Linked DNA regions of Mus musculus: region 2 is linked to region 1. Evidence: chromatin contacts called from ENCODE Hi-C or POLR2A ChIA-PET data. All regions are on one chromosome and are shown on one strand. The core of a region is the stretch at or near the end of the contact, and the rest is flanking DNA. Distances in the headings are between cores, read along the strand shown. Region 1 overlaps Denn2b (DENN domain containing 2B). Region 2 holds the start of Denn2b (DENN domain containing 2B).

The links. Hi-C counts contacts between places; a loop is a spot of excess contacts on that map. ChIA-PET counts read pairs that join two places held with the same protein, here RNA polymerase II (POLR2A).
Region 2: a loop to region 1 is called in a map of heart, with 2.0 times the contacts of the local background. The contact joins the promoter of Denn2b here to the enhancer-like site in region 1. A Hi-C loop is called at or near these places in 9 of 37 maps with a recorded cell type or tissue (adrenal gland, gastrocnemius, heart and 1 more). POLR2A ChIA-PET finds 5 or more read pairs at or near these places in 3 of 5 experiments (Patski and embryonic stem cell).

Annotation. Positions count from the first base shown.
Region 1 is chr7:109,575,396-109,578,238 of GRCm38, forward strand. The region is part of intron 1 of Denn2b (DENN domain containing 2B); the gene reads right to left. Among named protein-coding and RNA genes, the nearest start is that of Denn2b, 40 kb to the right of the region's middle. Within about 2 kb of position 1,421, at least 1 of the 3 ENCODE cell types and tissues checked has a DNase peak (open chromatin) inside an H3K27ac peak, as active enhancers do; it is heart, where a contact is called at or near this core.
Region 2 is chr7:109,615,738-109,618,580 of GRCm38, forward strand. It overlaps Denn2b (DENN domain containing 2B), which reads right to left and starts at 1,410. Exons shown (of 20, transcript NM_001001326.1): 1 at 1,321-1,410.

The sequences.
Region 1 (2,843 bases), core at 171-2,670:
TGCAGACACAGCTGTACATGCAGCATCACTTGCAGAACCCTGAGAATGTGAGGCGCATGTGCGGGCGAGCCTCCCCTCCTGCTGGTGTTAGGGTGAGCATACCCTCCTGCTGGTATTAGAACACCACTAACAGCAAACAGGATTACCCATCATCCTTTTCTTCTTACTAGTGAGAAGTCAAGACACCGAACAAAGAGAATAGATAGCTCAGTGGGTAAAATGCTTGCTGCACAGGCATGAGGCCCTGATCTTCTGACCTCTGGCTCTATTTTAAATACGCAAGCACACACACACACACACACACACACAAATTTAAAAAGGCATATAATAAAGAAAGCTTCTAAACAATGAGAGGAGTTTTACTGACACATCTCCTTCTCTAATGTCACACTGTCACATTATCAGTTTGTGTGAAGGTTATAGCTTAAGAAGCAGCCCAAAGAGACAGAAAAGATGGCAAAGGAACCTGAGCTTTCACGTGTGGTAGGAGAACCTGTTTACAGGCAAGACACTGCAACCAACACACAGATAAGTCACCAGACAACAAGGTCTTCTTAAACCTGAAACAACCCCTTCCAAACCAAAAGACCCTTTCCTCCTTCACTATCCACACACCTGTGCCTTGCATCTCTTCCAAAGTGCAGAGAGCCCGTCAAAATAGAAAAGGTCCAGGGTTTGGTGACTAGAAGATTAAATAATTGCCAGGGTTTTTTTTTTTTAAACAGGATCCAAAGGGGCTGAAAAAACAGCTATGGGAAAAGATATTTTGTTGTTCTTGTTGTTGAATGAGAAACTCTTCACAATCCACTCCTACACTGCTTTCCCAGCCTCAGGTTCAAAGGTCCTAGCTTCAAGCTCAAAATAAGCTCTTTACATTTAGATTTTCAATCTCAACCAATTTTCAATCCCCCTTCCTGCAAGATGGCTCTTTTTCACTGGTGCATTGATTCTGTAGATTTTAAGCTGAAGTTAAATACTTACCAAAAGCCTGAACTGGGCTGAGCAACCATGAGGCAGTTCTGGGCCAAAAAGAAATCTGTTTGGTGCCAAGATAGTTTCAAATCCCTTCATACAGCTGTTGCTGCCAGGCTGGACTCTCAGCCTCTCACTCGGCAGCTTTGCCCAGTACTGGCAAGACAACTGAGCCCACACTGTCTAGTGGCTTGTCACCACTTTGGGAAAGAAAATAGAGTGGAGGGTTGTAGTGCAAGCTCTGCTCCGAGGGACTAACCACTGTCTCCCTCAGTTGGGCAGTCAAGACAGTGGCCACAATCCTAACTAAGTCCGTGTCTTTCCTAGAGCAGCAGCCACATCAGACTACAGAAAATGCCATTCCCTGTCTATGCCAGGAATGTGGATGCCTCCAAGCTTCCAGTCAGCCAAGGCTTTCTTTCTTTCTGGCATGTCCTCTGCCCACATTCTTTCTTAAACAGCCAGGCCAGATGTCAGTTTCTTTCCGAAGCCTTTCCTTCCCCCAAGTCCTGACCTCATGCTCACCCTTCCCATGCTCTCCCGTCTAGCTGGGCTTAAGCTGACGACGACGATAAGAGGCCTCCTCTGCCTTGGAAAAGCACCAGAATCCCTATTATGCCTGTGGCCTCATTTCAGTTATCCTTTCCCTCCCATTTTCTCCCTCTACTCACATTGTGTCCTTATTATATCCTCAAGCATGTCCAGGACATTCCTATGGTAAGACCTTCACAGCTTTGCTAACTATATTACATTCTCCAACAAGCCTGCTCTCCCCACTCCTCCAAGTCTTTGGTTAGACGCCATCTTCTCAATGAAGCATCCCTGATGATGCTGCACAGAATTAAAGCCTTTCCCCAACCCGCTACCCATCAGCACTCTGCACTGTCTTTCCTATTTTCCTCGACAGCTTTCATCATCAGCCCACACACTCATTTTTATGGATATGAAATCCCATGATGCCAGGCTTTTGTTCAGTTTTGTCTTTGTTTACCATTCCTCCCCTCCAGTGTCTAGAGCAGCTCTTAGCAAGTGTTTTAAACTGATGGGTACTATTGTTTCAGCGTGACTCTGCATGGATAATGTAGGCAGCTTTAGGCTTCACTACTCATGTCCATCTCTAAGGGTAGGACACCTATTACAACCTTCCAATGAAGGATATTTACCTACCTGTACCAATCAGACCTATAAAGATCACTCATAAGAGGTCCAAGCTTTCTGAACACCCCACACACTGATTGCAGGGGAGGATTTACTCAAGAACTTTGCTCTTTGCAAAGACTTCCCAACTATAAAGTACACAGGACCTTTTTCTGAGCATCCTTCCTAATGTCTTGGGTTTGAACACTACTGGTCTGTCCTCTATGCAGCTCTGTAACTCTCACACTTATCAAAAAGAAGTACAGACTGAAATGCCTTTGAGAAATGCTGTAGAAGCAGGAAAAGGCATGACCATGGAAGCCTTCACTGCCCCTACTCAACCCTGTGAAGGTGTCTTTCCAATTCCTATACAATGCTCTGCTTCCTGCTCTTGAGTTCCTCATCCTGCCGGAGCCGGGCAAGTATGGATGCTATAAAGGGTAGGCCTGCGACAGAGTGCTTCAGAAGGTAGGGCGTAAGAAGAATTGCAAGGGGAAGAACCAGGACAAATAGAAGCCAAGGAGACCTTGGAGGAAGCATAGAGTTCTTAAACGGGACAAGAGTGAGAGCCACAACAGAAAACACTGACAAGCTAGACTGCATTAAACAAGAGCTCTGTTCATTTAAAAGCTGCCATTTAGAGAATGGCAAAGAAAGCTACAGATTAGGAGGGGTGTGTGTGTATGTGTGTGTGTGTGTTTATATGTTTGTTTGTATGTTCCAGAGACCTACCT
Region 2 (2,843 bases), core at 160-2,659, 40 kb after region 1:
TCATTAATGGGGAGGGGGTTGTTTCCTATTTCCAAAGCTACTTCATAGACAGTGCAAGGCCCCCGCTCAGATATTGTTGTGCCAGTCCCTCTGCCCTGTCAAGTGTCCCAGATGGACTTGAAACTCACTGCAGGCTCCTCTCTGAGCTTCATTAGCTACTTTGATTGTTGTTACAAGTCAGACATAGCAGCATGGAGATAAGAGAGCACGAGGTAAAACCGACCAAGCTGCTCAAAAGTTTCCACATAAGAACTTCAACAGTGCTAGAGCGATGAGAACTCATTTTCCTATAAAAGAACCTTCCTGTGAAAATATCCAGTGGCTTTGTGCTAAATAAAAGCAGAGTGAAGCCTAAACATCTCCGATTCAGCCAGAGTGAGATTAGCTAGATTTGCAAAGTCAAGAAAATTGGCAGTTTCCCTCCTCCTCCCGGAGCTAATAGAATCCAACTGTTGGAGTATGACATCATTCTCGACCCCCAAACTCTGAAGTGAAGAGCACAGACACTGGCCTGCCATAAACAGCCCGACTCAAAGCAAGGGGCTCAGAGGTGCCCTTACCTGGTAGTCCGGGTGATTTCTTGCCCACTCCATTCTCCACAGAGGCTGGCTCACACCACAGTCGCTTAGGGAGCCCAGGGCCCCCAGATCCACTGGCTTAAGCTCCAGTACCTGCTGCGAACTTCCCACAGCTCCTTCCTCTGACCTTTCAAGACACTCCTTCCAGCCAAGTGAGCAGAGCTAGCGCAGCTAGCCAGTCAGGCTGGTTGTCATGGAGACCTGTCCTAGGCTGCACACACGCTTGCAGGCTTGCTCTCACTCAGCTAGGCGCTCTCCCTCAACCCGGTGTCCCAGGAGCGAGCTAGCACGCGCACGTTTATGCGTGCGCGTGCTTCTACACATTCTCTGAGTTCTAGCCGGCCTTGAAACAGCGCGGTCTTTTGATCGGCTCAGTTTATGCATGCATTCCACTCCTCCTACCTCCCTTCCAGTCAACCAGGAGCCCAGGTCTGTTCCTGGGAACTTGCTGCAACAACCCAGAGGGGAGAAGGGTGAGGACAGTGAGTGGACTTGTTTTCCTCCCCTCTAGTGTCTCAGCTTTTATAACTTGGAAGAATCCCTGCCAAAGGGGAGGGAGCTAGCTGAAGGCTTGGAGGGGAAGCAAGCACTTCCTCTGGGTCCTGCAGCAGCAGCGGAATGAGGAGGGACCCTGATGCGTGCTGCCTCAACTTGTTTGTTCGCTTGGGATTTTTCAGGAGCATTTGGGGCAGAAACACAGTTCACATCCTAGAAGCTGGCCTAGACTGGCCTCTCTGGTTACCTTGTTGACTGTTCAGGTCCTGGAGACAGCTTTTAGCCAGTACAGGGTCCCATGGTACTAGTGCCAGAGCCCAAGCAGTCTCTTGTCTTCCTGCAAAGGAGAAGAAACAAACTAGATCAGGATTAGGAGGAACACTGTTTAAGTCTACAGTCAGAGCCAGGACATCAAACACAATGCAAACAGCCTCCTCTCTGAACAAAAGATCCACAGCCCAGGCCTCCAATGAGAAACTGTACAAGTGCCAGGGCCGTACCTGGGACACAGAAGGCCCTTTTAGTAGCCCTATGTATACTTTTGCTTGGATGCTGCCTAACCCTCTCAAAATAGATGTACTAGTTTGTTTGATGCTCTTAACACACTGGTCAGATAGGTTTGCTACCATTTTATAGATGGGATCACTGAGGCCCAGAGAGATCAGATACTTGATCCACACTTACCTAACTAGTTAGGAACTGAGAGTAGAGACAAGTCAAGGGTCTCCTAGTCCTTTATGTTTTGCTATAAAGTACACAGAAGCCTGATCTTGAAAACCAGCTCATTTTCTAAGAACCACAAGTGTGGGCCTCCAAGGGAAAGTGAAGACTCTATCTAAGTCCTGTTAAGGTAAATCTATCTGCCACCCTTCTAGCCCAAAGATTTAATGACCGATAACATCTATGACATGCACAATATCTGCTGCAAACTAGAGAAAAAATGCCCTGCCCTACCCCCAAGTACTATCTTACATCTTCCCAAAATAACCTCCCAAATCCTGGTTCATTTTTTTCTCTGACAGAGTAGTCCTAAAAGTTACGACTGGTGTTATATTAATTTAACACATTTTAAAAATGTATCTAAAGTAAAGTTAAATTACTTGCTCCCATTTACTGAACCAGGAAATGAGAGATCCAAAACCAGTGTCCAAGCCTTTCAACTTTCTGGCATACATTAAGCAGAACAGTTGCCAAGAATACCAGAGCTAGAGTCACAAGACCTTAGCAGTGCCTGACCTCATCGCCAACTGGCCACCTGTCACTGAGCCAGCCTCCTCCCGACTTTCTACTTTCTATGAATATATCTCATACTGGGGTGGCAGAGGACTAGGGTGTGAGGTGCAGTGTCAAGGTGCTATTAGTCAAAAACACTTCAAATTAGGCACTCAGCTCTCATCCACCACCCCCCAATTGTTAGTACCTCTCCTCCACCAATCTAGTAGATATATTTTTCAAGTAGAACTCGGGGTTGGTAAATGGATTGACTGCATGTGGGAAGGTGGAGGCTGATGAGGATGAAGACAATGAGGCTCAAGGAGGCCATTCTCCAATGCTGCTCCTCAAAATAATGCTGGGGGAGGGGTGGGGGGGCCCTGATGGAATCTGTAACGCTTATCCCTTGCAGAATTCCTTGTGATGTTGACTCACCTTCAGTATGCTACAAAATTCCCAAAACCAGACTTTGGTTGACTTGAATTTAACTCACAAATATATGCTGAAGATAATACACAAAAACACGACATAAAACCCAAGTAGAAATGGCAGACTACT